Regions from separate parts of the Homo sapiens genome. Here region 1 is linked to region 2. The links are chromatin contacts, found by Hi-C or POLR2A ChIA-PET in ENCODE. All regions are on one chromosome and are shown on one strand. Each heading gives the region's core, a stretch centred on a gene start or an enhancer-like site at or near the end of the contact. The rest is flanking DNA. Distances are from core to core; before and after follow the strand shown.

What was found. A loop is a pair of places that touch in the nucleus more often than their neighbours do. ChIA-PET counts read pairs that join two places held with the same protein, here RNA polymerase II (POLR2A). Pooled maps may share reads with other maps.
Region 1: a map of heart right ventricle shows a loop between it and region 2 (4-fold over the local background). The contact joins two enhancer-like sites. A Hi-C loop is called at or near these places in 11 of 168 maps with a recorded cell type or tissue (Caco-2, HepG2, PC-3 and 4 more) and 5 of 50 pooled maps. POLR2A ChIA-PET finds 5 or more read pairs at or near these places in 6 of 52 experiments (A549, Caco-2, HepG2 and 3 more).

What each region holds. Positions count from the first base shown.
Region 1 is chr5:173,953,344-173,959,644 of GRCh38, reverse strand. It overlaps CPEB4 (cytoplasmic polyadenylation element binding protein 4), which reads right to left. Exons shown (of 10, transcript NM_030627.4): 10 at 1-3,735. The coding sequence ends at 3,508. Among named protein-coding and RNA genes, the nearest start is that of C5orf47, 33 kb to the left of the region's middle. Within about 2 kb of position 4,449, at least 6 of the 41 ENCODE cell types and tissues checked have a DNase peak (open chromatin) inside an H3K27ac peak, as active enhancers do; they include gastrocnemius medialis, where a contact is called at or near this core.
Region 2 is chr5:173,763,327-173,769,634 of GRCh38, reverse strand. The region is part of intron 1 of LOC124901138 (a long non-coding RNA gene); the gene reads left to right. Among named protein-coding and RNA genes, the nearest start is that of LINC01484, 20 kb to the right of the region's middle. Within about 2 kb of position 3,059, at least 22 of the 41 ENCODE cell types and tissues checked have a DNase peak (open chromatin) inside an H3K27ac peak, as active enhancers do; they include gastrocnemius medialis, where a contact is called at or near this core.

The sequences.
Region 1 (6,301 bases), core at 3,200-5,699, 190 kb before region 2:
GCAAGAAAGAGGATTACTCTTAACAGTAGAAAATGACATTTTTAAATGTCTGCAATTAAAAACAAAGAATTACACTGCAAAGATCTTTCAAAAGTTTGAAATAAGTATTGCACATAACTTGAAGTTAACTTGCCACAATTCATCACATTCAAGTTTTAAATCACCTTTTAACAGAAGATTCAACTCTTCAAAACAAAAGGGGTGAATTATCAAGTCTTTCCAACAGCACTCTCATAAAATGCTAAATTCATTCACTGCAAGTTTTATTTTGCATTCTGCAGAGGTCTGTGTATGGAGAAGTATATATATTATACCAAAGCGCAGGGACCAGAAGGGGAAAGGAGAGGGTTCCTTTACATAGAAAATAATCAGAAACACTTTATTTTACATTGCAAAAATCACCATGTAATTACTCTGTAACTACATTGTAAGTACATGGCTGGCGCCATGCTAGTGCGCTAGAACTACATGCTTGGTGAATTGAAGTGATGCCCTACAATCTGTAAACTAATTACATGTTAATTATGTTTGAGTTACATGGTAACTCCCAACTACAATCCCATGTAATCTGAAGAACATGTAATCATAAAGTTCAGAGTAATAGATAATCATTGTTTATGCCCTGTAAATTGAAGTGTAACCAATAATCTGTAAACACACTTGTCACACAATCACAAGTAAATATTAGTAGAATAACAATTTCTTACATTAGTCATGCACACTAACATTACACACCTGTCCCAAGGCAGGCTATTTTTTTTCCTTATATATAATTTAAAAGAGCAGACATCTCTGAATCAAACACTTAACATCAATTTATTAATATTAAAAATGGCTAAACATTCACCAAAAATGTCTGCATTTTATGAATAATTTTAAAAACTTAGTAAGAAGCTGTAGACAATTTTGTTATTTTAATTTCTACCTTATGCTTATGCATTTAATTTTTTTTTTAGGAACTACAGTGTTATCTGTCATTTTCATGCGAATTTTTTTCATTAATTTGTGACTTTACATAGACTATTTCTTAAATTATAGGTACACCAATAGCTGGTGCTGGGGAAGGATGTTTAAGCAACATGCTTTCTCTTCTCTGCAGACTCTAAAATAGCATTGCCAGTGCACGACATTCATAATTTAAAATGTATGCAGAGCACTGAAATGTATAAAAAGCAGAATATAAGAAAATAAAATTTATTAAAATTATTTATATTAAAAAATGAAGTATATGAAGATCTCTCAGTAATAAAAGTACAAAAAGCTACTCTTTGCAATATGAAAAATTGAGGTATTGCATAAAGAGATATCCCGTCAGTGAAAAGTGTGCCTAAAAATGTTCACTGTTGGAAAAACAAGATATACAAAAGTAGTGCATAACAAATATACATTATGTGCATGACAAAATAAGTTAGCTACAAAAACACTGTACCGAAATTCAGCAGGTCATGTACAAAGGGAAAAATTATTATTCAAAGCTAGTTCTCAAACAGTGTTATTTCTTGTTAACTCATCACACCTGTTTACTGAGTAGGAACAGCACGATAGCACACCCCAAGCCACCTACAAGCATTTAAAAGAGTAAAAAGAGGCAAATGAACATTCCAATTAGAATCATGTAGTTCAGGAGAAAAGAAAAAAAAGTCCCTGACCAGCTACACAAGAGCACCCTCCATTCGCATGACTGCTTTCAGTATTTGCAGGGAATTCTTTAAAAGCAGCTCCCTTTCTATGTTTGAATATTAGACAGCAAATGCCTCCATTTTGACCTTTGGAACTTAACAGGTATAGTTCATTAAAGCCTGTATTAAAAGTAAAGGGCTGCTTTTCCTAAAGATCATCCATAGGGGTCATAAGCCAGGTGGTTCCACAGCAGTGCTGGGGCAAGTCTTTGGTTTTGAAGGATCCAAGATGGTACTGTTAGGTAGCGCAACTAGCAAGATTGCCATTCGATCATATTATTTCATGTTTTGCCCACTGATAATAAACCTTTTAATGATGGATAGGGCATTTAATAAGAGAATGTCAATTAAAATAAAAGTTACTTCCATGACTAGGGCTTCAAGAGACTATTTTAAATTTACCCCTGAAGCATACTGTTCAACACATAACGCCTTTCAAAGCTAGAATTTTATTTATAATAAAGCATGCATTACTTGATGAAGTTGGCACTTCAAACACTGACTATGTCCCATGCTAAATTCGGAAACTGTAATGTTATTTTAGTTTATAGGAAGAGTAAGATAAACATACGTACCTTTGCACAGATTTACACAGTTACTTAGTTCAACAGTGCAAAACACTTTGCAACTACTTCACTTTTTTTAACTGTTTTTTCATTTTCTATGTTACAACTAAATTACAGGATACCCAAAGTAACTTTAAATCTAAAAGTAAGCCAATCAGCAGCCAAATTATATATTGGTTTTGTCTTCCAGTTTTGGCTACAAGTGTACTGTAACACAAAATCAAAAATGATATCCTTGAGGTATCTCTAGATCTGTTGTTGTTTTTTAACGTCAAAATGGAGAGCAAAGGCTGACATCTGATGAGTATTAGTAAATTAGGATATAGAGTTTATATATAAACATCAAAAATAACATTTATACATTTATTCTTCAGGAGAGGAAATGCTAGGTTTCCCACCAGTTGTCATTAATTCTAGCTTTGGTAGGTTTCCTGGGGCTTTGACCAGATAAGTAAGTTAAATAAATAAGTGCACTCCCCTCAGTAGTAAATTTACCCAATTTTTACATTCTGAATTTTAAAAATTGTTTAAGAGAAAATAAACCTAGCTCTGCCTACTTTACTATTTTTTTTTTATTTTTTCTGATGTGGTGGTAACTTTTTGAGGGATAATGAAATTATGTTCAGCCTCAAAACCCTGAAAATTAATTATAATGCTGCTCAGTCTTGCTTATGCATTTGTTTGCTCTAACATGCTCTTTCCATTAAAAATTGTTAACTTCCTCCATTGCTGTTAAAAAAATTAAAAAGGGATGGAAAAAAGAGAGAGACAAAAAAGATGAAAAAAAAAAAAAAAAGAAAGGAAAAGGCAAAAGCACTTCCCTGGGGGAAAAACTGTCAGATAGACCGATAGTGTTATTGTTGCATGGTTATTTTAATAAAAGTATTCTTATATGTTATATTATTAACAATAATTTAATTAAAAACCCAAAATACTCTATTGTTTCATTTCTCTTTTAATATTTCTCTCTCTCCTCTAAGAAAATGTTGCAGGAAGTTTGGATCCTCTTGGTTTCCAGCAAAACAAGAGAATAAAACTTCCATGCAACCCGATGGCAATACGAAAAAGGAGTTCATATTGTTTGCAGTGACACAAGAATCTACAAAACACCTATATTATAGGTCATTCTTTTCATTATACTATAGTTAAGTTACAGACTGCTACAAAAGGACATGCCAGCGTGAAGAGGTTGAGGAAGGGGTCAGAATGAACAGAAGAGTGCACTTATTCTGAGGCCTGAAAATGAGCACTGCAGTTATCCTTTAGTTCCAGCGGAATGAAATATGCCGAGGGCGGTCACCGCCTTCCTTCACCAGGGGCTTGTGGAATTCCCTGCCAGCACGAGAATGGATAGCAGCCCAGCAATATTCACAGTAATACTGCAGACAGGTAACATTAGCACAGAAAAATGGAGCAAATTTCCCCCCACAACGGGCCCCCTGACATTCATCACACAGCTGATCATCCAAGACATATGGCTTAACTTCCACCTGCAATCAAAAATAAGAGTTTACATTTTTCAGTGACTAGGCCAGCAATGCTTACCATACATGTACATTTCCACCCACTATCTGAATGAATCTGTTCCAAGGTGCCCAAAGAGGAAGGACTAATTATTCATTTACTGAAATATGGATAGTTCATCTTTTAAGAACCTAGTAAGGCTTTTATTATCTATCATTTTACATTTTTTTCTTATTAAATAAACATCCTTTAAAGGAAAAAGGATTTGAGCAGACATCATGAAGTGAAGCCAACTGTTTAGACTAGAATGTTATGAGATTAAACCCACAGGAGATTATTCATAGACATAAACCCTCATTTTAATTAGTGGATCTGGATTTTTGTCATATGTGGAATCATAATTTAAACAAAATCAACTAAGATGATCCAAGTTCCACACAACTGCACTTCAATATTCAAGTTGGTGTGAAGATGCCTGACTACTGCGTCACAAGATTCTGAGCTGTCGTAAAAAGCCTGGCTCGTGGTTTCTATTTATAGTGTACACATGTTGGGTTATAATCACAAACCTGGAACTCTGTTAAAAAAAAAAAAAAAGATGCAGCCATAGGATTCACAGTCTAAAACCCTGCTTTGTTCTTTCTCAGTAAGAATGGTTCACCTGAGTCTAAAAGTCAGAGGTGAATTTCTAAAACTGGGCCTGTTCCAGCGTTCTATCGGCCAACCTGTCATGTGAACCTTTCAAGCATTAACAGTCACCTGGTTATTAATTCATCAGCTAGAAAAGAGCTGGTTATTTTTAGTCTGGAGAGATTCATGGCTGAAACTCCCTTACAGCAGGCTGTCACCAGCACTGGTGCCACCCAGCTCTGACAAGGAATCCTGACCAAGATTAGCCATGAACAAAAGGAGAAGAACATGCAGTGAGTCATGATTGTGATTCTGTGCTCCAGCCTGGGTGACAGAGTGAGACCCTCCCTCTAAAAAAAATTTTTTAACTAAAAAAATAAAAGTACAAAAGGAGAAGAAGAGTGTCACGAAGCCCAGGAAGAGCAGGCATAAGGAGAGCACTGGGCTTCTGGCCTCTAGGCTGCTCCATAATGTCTACAGAGTGACATGAACACTGGGCAAAGGATTTCATTGCAGAGGAACACAAATTCAGTCTGAATTTCTAATGACCAATCCCACAGCTCTGAAACTTATGTTGGAATAAGGCAGTGAGATGTAGGTATTTTTTAGTGTGCATAAAAAACCAAGTAGGCCAGGCATGGTGGGTGGCTCATGCCTGTAATCCCAGCACTTTGAGGGGGTGAGGCAGGTGGATCCCTTGAGGTCAGGAGTTTGAAACTGGCCTGACCAACACGGTGAAACCCTGTCTCCACTAAAAATACAAACATTTGTTGGGCATGGTGGTATATGCCTGTAATTCCACCTACTCGGGAGGCTAAGGCAGGAGAATCACTTGAACCCGGGAGGCAGAGGTTGGAGTGAGCTGAGACTGTACCACTGCACTCCAGCCTGGGTGACGGAGAGAGACTCCATCTCAAACAAACAAAGTAGGCATGTTAACATACTAATCTTGTCCCTCCCCCATGCTTAGAATAGAACAGATACTTTTCTCTTTAATAGATTCACAGTTTGTAGGATGACCACCACTATCTTAAATTTTTTTACTGCCAGTGAAGTAGACTGTACATGACATGAAACATAAAAAGCAAAAACTGCTACTGACTTGATGATTTTTACATCTTGAATTGAGAACAACACGATAAAATCAATCTATTTTAGCACAATGCCTCAGAGTGATGGATATCAAAGTCAGCATGCATGAAAGTGCCAGTGTGCCATGAAATAAAAAGGTGACCCCAAAATATAAATCAATATATTGCTTCCCTCATCAATAAAGGCTTTCTATGAAAAAAAAATCGCCAGCTGGACCAAACATTGTGCCCAGTAATGTGGTTGATTACACATTCTGGTCTAAATTCCTATCTCACTACAAACTAAGTTTACAGACTGGAGGTCAGTCCACAGGCCACACTCTGAGTAGTACTGGCAAGTGATACAGTTCTATCTGCTAGGAAATAAACTCATGAGGACAGGAACTTCTTGCCCTAAGCACTAAAACGTTTGTTGAATACATGAAACACCAAGCTAAGGAATAAATCGGTGAGAGGTGGCGGCTGTGGAAAAAGAAAAAAAAAAAAAAGAAATCTGTGAGTACAATTCATTGAGAAATAGGGCTTGCTGAGGTCTTCCCTATGTCCCAGGATTAAAAAACAAACAAAAAAAAGGGCAGGAAACCTCAAGGGCATTCCTGTTTGTATACTTGATATAACACAGAACAAAGGATTCAGTAAATATTTATTGAATGACTTACAAACTAAGTGAATGAATGGACGGATGGATTGAGATTGAATGGAAGTTAGAGAAGATTAAATTAACTCAAGTAAATTGTAGTGTTCTGATTAGGCTACTCAAAAAACTGAAAGATAAAAGAAATTCATAGGACATTATTTCATGTATTATAGACCATAATTAACTCTATAGGCAAAATTGTCAGCTGTCACTTTATTGTCATAAAATGCTCCC
Region 2 (6,308 bases), core at 1,810-4,309:
CAATGGTTGCAAAGGCTGTCAGTCATTGGGCATAATCAACAGGGTTTGGGGTTTTTGCCCAGCACACCAGTGTGTGACATGGAGCTTCATCTACCCAGAGGGATGTCTTTGTCTCATTCACCCACAGACACTTTACAGGATGGTGGTGGTCCTGACTTGTGCTAGTCAATGGGAGTTGGGACAGGGCTGAACTGAGCAGTGGTATTTGAGGAAGCGATGGGAGATTAGTCGCATGAGATAGAATGAGGCAAAGTAATCTGGTGGCCAACCAGCGTCAGGGCTGAGGGAGAGCAGAGAGGTGGGAATGGTGCTCAGGTTTCTGTCTTGCTCAACGAAATAAACCTTTAATCCTTTACTTTTACACAAGGGGTTGGCAAACTTTTTCTATAAAGAGCCAGATGGAAAATACTTTAGGCTTTTCAAGCTCTGTGGTCTCTGTCATAGCGACTCCACACTGCCATTTTATTGCTAAAGCAGCCACAGACAACACATAAATGAACTGTGTTCTAACAAAACTTTATTTAACAAAACAGGCAAGGGGCCAGATTTGGCCCTAGGGCTGTCATTTGTTGACCCCTGTACTATACCATGAGGTAAGCAAAGTGCCAAGTAGACTGCCAACTAGGTGTGCCAGGTTGCTATTAAGTGAGAGAAAGGCAAGAACCCTTCTCAGACACAGAGGAACTATCTATCTCTCCTTGAGGGTGCTTCATGATCATAAAAAGATCCATCTGAAATTGTAGAGTAATTCCAACATCTAGCCCTGGGAAACCAGCTCTGGCAGGATGGAGGCAGGGTGTCTAGCCAGACGCTCAGTCTCTGTTACAGTCAGAGTGGAGGTCCTGGTCTGATACTACCATTGGGTACAAATGCAACACAATAGTAACACTAGCAAAACTTCATTAAATATTCTTTCTACACCAGCAACTGATCTCATTTAATTCCAACAAAAACCAGCAGGGCAAGTAGGTACTATTACACATCCCCGTTTTACAGATGATTAGACTGAGGCCCAAAGAGGCTCAATACCTCACCCACATCATATGGCTAGCAAGTGGCAGAACTGAGGCTTGCAACTCAGGCAGTCCAATCCCAGAGCCTGACTTGCCAACCACTCTCCAAAACGGAGGCCGTCAAGCCACATGGATGCCCACTGCCATCACGGCAAACCCACATGCTAGACCTGACACTCAGGCTGAAGCTACTCAAGGACTTGGGAACCTTTTGTCCTCTGGCCTGCGTGGTGCAGTTGTTGAAAACAAGCAGATGCAGGGAGACAGACCCATCTGCTTCAAAACCAACATCAGCAGCCACAGAGGAGGCACAGCTCTCTGAAATCTCTTCTATTAAGCCAAATGGTTGTCAGAATTAGTTCGGATGAACTGAATATATTTATATGTGAAGGTATTGCTGGAGGGTGTGGGGGCAGAAAACGAATGATCTCTGTGTGCTTGCTCTGCAAACATCCACCGAGGACTGCTGGATACCCTGTCCCTGACCTCCTGGAGGGCACCCTCTGGGAGGCGGCCAGGCACAGAAGCAGACGGTTCAAATGCCCTGGACGTCATGCACAGTGGGGTGAATGCAGGGTGCACTGGGGACACAGAGCAGGGATATCTGCCTTAGCCTGGGCACAGGAACCTGGATCCAAGCCCAGATTGGCTGAAGGGTCGAGTGGCAGCCAAGGATATTCCAGGCAGGGGGAACAGCATCTTCAAAGACAAGGGGGATTTGAGGTTTTGCTGAAGGTGAAGACGTCATGTAGAAAGGATCCAGTTGGAGAGACTGGGGACAGGTACTAGGGAAGTCTGCCACCCAGCCAGCTGGCCTGGACCACTGTAGGCCAGAGGCCACCTTGTTCTCAGCTCCTCTCTGCAACTAGAACAGCCTCTGAGTTCTAGATGAAACGCAAGGTGCTTGCCAAGAATGCGGTAATGCCAAGAACACTCTGCTGAGGTTGCATCTTGAAATAGTAAAAACGAGAGATAGTAAATCACTGCTGTCACACTATGCATTCATTATACCTGCGCTTGCAGAGGTTTAATTTGCTACACTCACTGAAAGTGTGAAAGTGGGCAGACATTAATATTGCTGTCAGCCCCTTTGTAGTATTAAAAATGTTAACAGCTCCCGTTTTAGGGGCCCTCACATTGGCCAGCACATTGCCTTAGTGCTTTATATATGATGCTATCCTATTTAACAGAGGGACAATCTGAGGCTCAGAGAGGTCCAGGAACTTGCTCAGTGTCGTATGTTGAGGAAAGGAAGAAGTCAGGGCCCAAACCCACATCTCCCTGACATCTGCGCCCAGGGTCCTCCCTCTGGGCCCCCTTGCCTTGACATCCTATGATTTAAGGACTTTGTGGATTTCTGAAAACGTTTTCATCTATTGTTATATTTGCCCCTCCAAGGAACCTTCTCATAAGGTAAGGAATCTTGGCTCAGAGAGCTAAACTGTCTTCTCCAAGGTCACACAGCTTTTGAAGGGGCAGACTGGAGACTTGAACCGAGCTCTCACCACTGCAAAGCCAAAGCTGTCTCTTTACCATGGCTCCCAAGTTCACAGCAAAGAAAATGGACAGCTAACATTCCATGCAGCTATGATTTTTTTTTTTGTTCTTTTTTTTTTGAGACAGTCTTGCTCTGTCGCCCAGGCTGGAGTGCAGTGGCGCTATCTCGGCTCACTGCAAGCTCCGCCTCCCGGGGTCACACCGTTCTCCTGCCTCAGCCTCCCGAGTAGCTGGGACTACAGGCGCCCGCCACTACGCCCAGCTAATTTTTTTTGTATTTTTAGTAGAGACGGGGTTTCACCGTTTTAGCCAGGATGGTCTCGATCTCATGACCTCGTGATCTGCCCGCCTCGGCCTCCCAAAGTGCTGGGATTACAGGCATGAGCCACCCGGCCGCAGCTATGATTCTTTAAAAAAAAAAAACCCACACTCGTGTTCTCTTGATCTTTGGCAGGTATTCGTTAAGCAATCAAAAGACAAATACCTAGGAGAGCGGAATGTGCAGGTCACAGCCAGAATGACATCATAAGGAGCAGACTGTGCCAAGTACATTTCATTTCCTCTGACAGGATGGCAGGCTGGGAGATAAAGCCCAAGCCACTGACGTTGTCAGTTCCCTTTGTTCTGAAGGACAAGCTAGATCAGCTCCACAGAAACGACTGAGGACAGAAAAGGAGACAAGTCATGCCACACACCCACAGAGGCACACCCACATAGACCTTCACAGACACACCAACACACACTCACAGGCACAGAGAGACACGCAGACAGGTAGACACACTGAAAGACATATCAAAAGGCACACGTGTATAGAAACACACAAAACACCCACACATCCCCAGAGACACACGTGCAGACTCACAGATACACACACACAAATACACACACACAGTCATGCAAACACACCTGCCTCTCTTCCATGTGTAGTCATGCAAATACACAGACAGGCGCATATACACAGACATTTTACACACTCACAGAAATGGGTGCAGACACACACACACACACAGACACACATACATGCATATATCCACATCACCCCTTGCTGCCTACTCAAACCCCCTCCTCAGTAGTCCCGGAATTATATTCTTCCCACATTGGAGACTTGGGAAAAGGAATACCTCTGGTATTTGTGCATTTTCTTGCCCCTTTCTTGCCTGATGTCTTTATCTCAAAGCTTTGGCAGTCAGCGAGGGAGGAGCTGCCTATACTACTTATTTGTAGTTTTTTGAATGTCTGTCTCCCTTGCCAGCCTGGGAGCCTAGCACAGTGTCTGTCAAGCACGTAGTAGGTGCTCAGCAAATATCTGTGAAATGAATGAATCAAACAAGTCTATATCCTTGGTGTTTAGCACAAGACTTGGCGCAAAATATGTGCTCAACTGAAGTGTGTCAAAAAAAGTAATACATGATTACGTATTATGTATGATTATGAACCACGTTCTGTTATATGCCAGGCACCTCTATGACTTCATTTTATCCTCTCCAGACCAAGAAATAGACACCAATTTCTAGACTAGGAAAATGAGACCCAAGGAAGTTAAATAAGTTACCCAAGTTTCCCAGATTCCTGGGGAAGCCATTCAAAGCCAGGCCTCTGATTGCTAAACTGACACTCAAAACAACAACTGTAGACTCTACGAAGAAATGGATGAATGAATTTTTCCCTGTGTGACACAACTCAGTGATGACCTCCACAGCCGGCTGTGACTTATCCAGGTGTGAGGTAACTCTGGAGAATGAACCGTCACGTTGTCTTCAATCCCAGGGTGACGGCTCAGTCTCCAGCCTCTGTCTGGAACCTTCCATGGGATTGTATTTTGAACATATTACATTACATTTACAGATACATATAGTGGATATCCATAGATCTATATCTATATATAGATATAGATATCCAAAAGCTGCTGATGTTTGCATTTCTGCGTGCTTCCTCTCAGCTTACACACACGCACACGCACAAAGCACATATATATTATATATATGTTTGTGTATTATATTACTATATATCTGAACATTTGTCGTTTGAGGCCCATTCTAGCCCCAGATGTTTTTCTTCTATGTTTGTGTAAACCACACAGCCCCACCCAGAATCTGTCAAATATTTTCATTTCCTTTGCCTTGGTACAATCCGTGGGTTTAAAACTCAACCAACCTGTAGGCCAATTAAGCTACTTTGCATAACAGCTGCTTTTGGCAGTGATGGATGGTGCCTGGTTGAGCATCTTGCGAATCCCGAAAGGCTCCTACCTCTGTATTATCTGCATGCCTGAGACCTGCTCAGATTCCCCTCTTTGGCCCCCTCACCCCCACAGTTTCCCTGAAAAAAGGAGGGCTGTGCAGAGAACCTTTGCCTCTGTCTGGGACAGGCAGAATATGGATAGAGACACAGAGCACAGAGGTCAGACTCTTTCCCCACAAAGGAAAATAAAAATGTCCGGCGGTAGTGGCCTCCTGGTAGGCAGGGGGCCAGGGCAGGCGGTGGTGACTCATCAACACCAGGCGGCCTGACTCAAGGCAGAGCAAGAGAGTGTCTCCGGCTCCTGTAATGAGCTCCACACTTACTCATAGCTTTGCCAGGCTAAGCACGGAGACATCTGAGGGCAAGGGAGGCTCTATTTCTGATAGCTTGACCCCAAAGATGACGTAGGTTGTTGTCTATCACTTTCTTTAAAAAAATCACTCTGTTGTGGCCAGGCACAGTGGCTCACGTGTGTAATCCCAGCACTTTGGGAGGCCGAGGCGGACAGATCACCTGAGGTCAGGAGTTTGAGACCAGCCTGACCAACATGGAGAAACCCCGTCTCTACTAAAAATACAAAAATTAGCCGCGTTTGGTGGTGGGTGCCTGTAATCCCAGCTACTCAGGAGGCTGAGGCAGGAGAATTGCTTGAACCTGGGAGACAGACATTGTGGTAAGCCGAGATCATGCCACTGCACTCCAGCCTGGGCAACAAGAGTGAAAGTCCATCTCCAAAAAAAAAAAATCACTCTGTCGCTTCCCAGTTGCACACTCTATTCACTGGGGAGCCCTGCGTGAACAGAGCAGAGTTTTAAACACTGCTTTAAAAGCAGTGGCCAAGTAGCCCATATTTTCCCTACCTTAGCCACCTCAAATGCCTCTCCCCACCAGCAGCTACCTGAAATTCCCCATTAGGAGTTCACTTCATGAGACTGAACTTAGCCCTCTCCTGGGGTTGTTCTTTAAACTATACCCTCATGAGGAGTGAGATGAGATGGAGGGAAAGGGTGGTAGCAAAATAAAGGAGAGAGCTACTGCTGGCCCAAGCCAGACACGACAAAATCATCTTCTGGACACCCACCATCCCTAAATCTCATTTTCAGAGATACTGCAAGGGACAGAAAGAGGACGTGACCTCCTGAACATTCACAGAAAGGCTAGATTCAAATGCAGGTGTATGTGGCCCCAATATACTCTTTCCACATATCCCTGCTGACTCCCGAATGCTTTACGGTCCTACGAAAAGACTGCAAGACACCACACTGTGTCTGCATCGGGATTACAGATAAGAGTCCACTCAAGTGTCAAAGCTAATACGCTGGTAGGACCCAGAAAAATGTAATGCTTCAGGGAACACTGGTCTATTTCATGGAAATATTGAAATTTAGAATACACCACCCATCTTGCTAGCAAGGTGACCAAAAGCCCGCAGCAAAGGATGGCAGAGCAGAAGGAAAGAAAGAACGTGGGTCTCCTGATGGGATAGTGAGCTGCTGACTCCAGCCCTGGAACTCTCTTCTTCAGCGAGTCTTAATGCCTTATTTATCTGGGCCACTG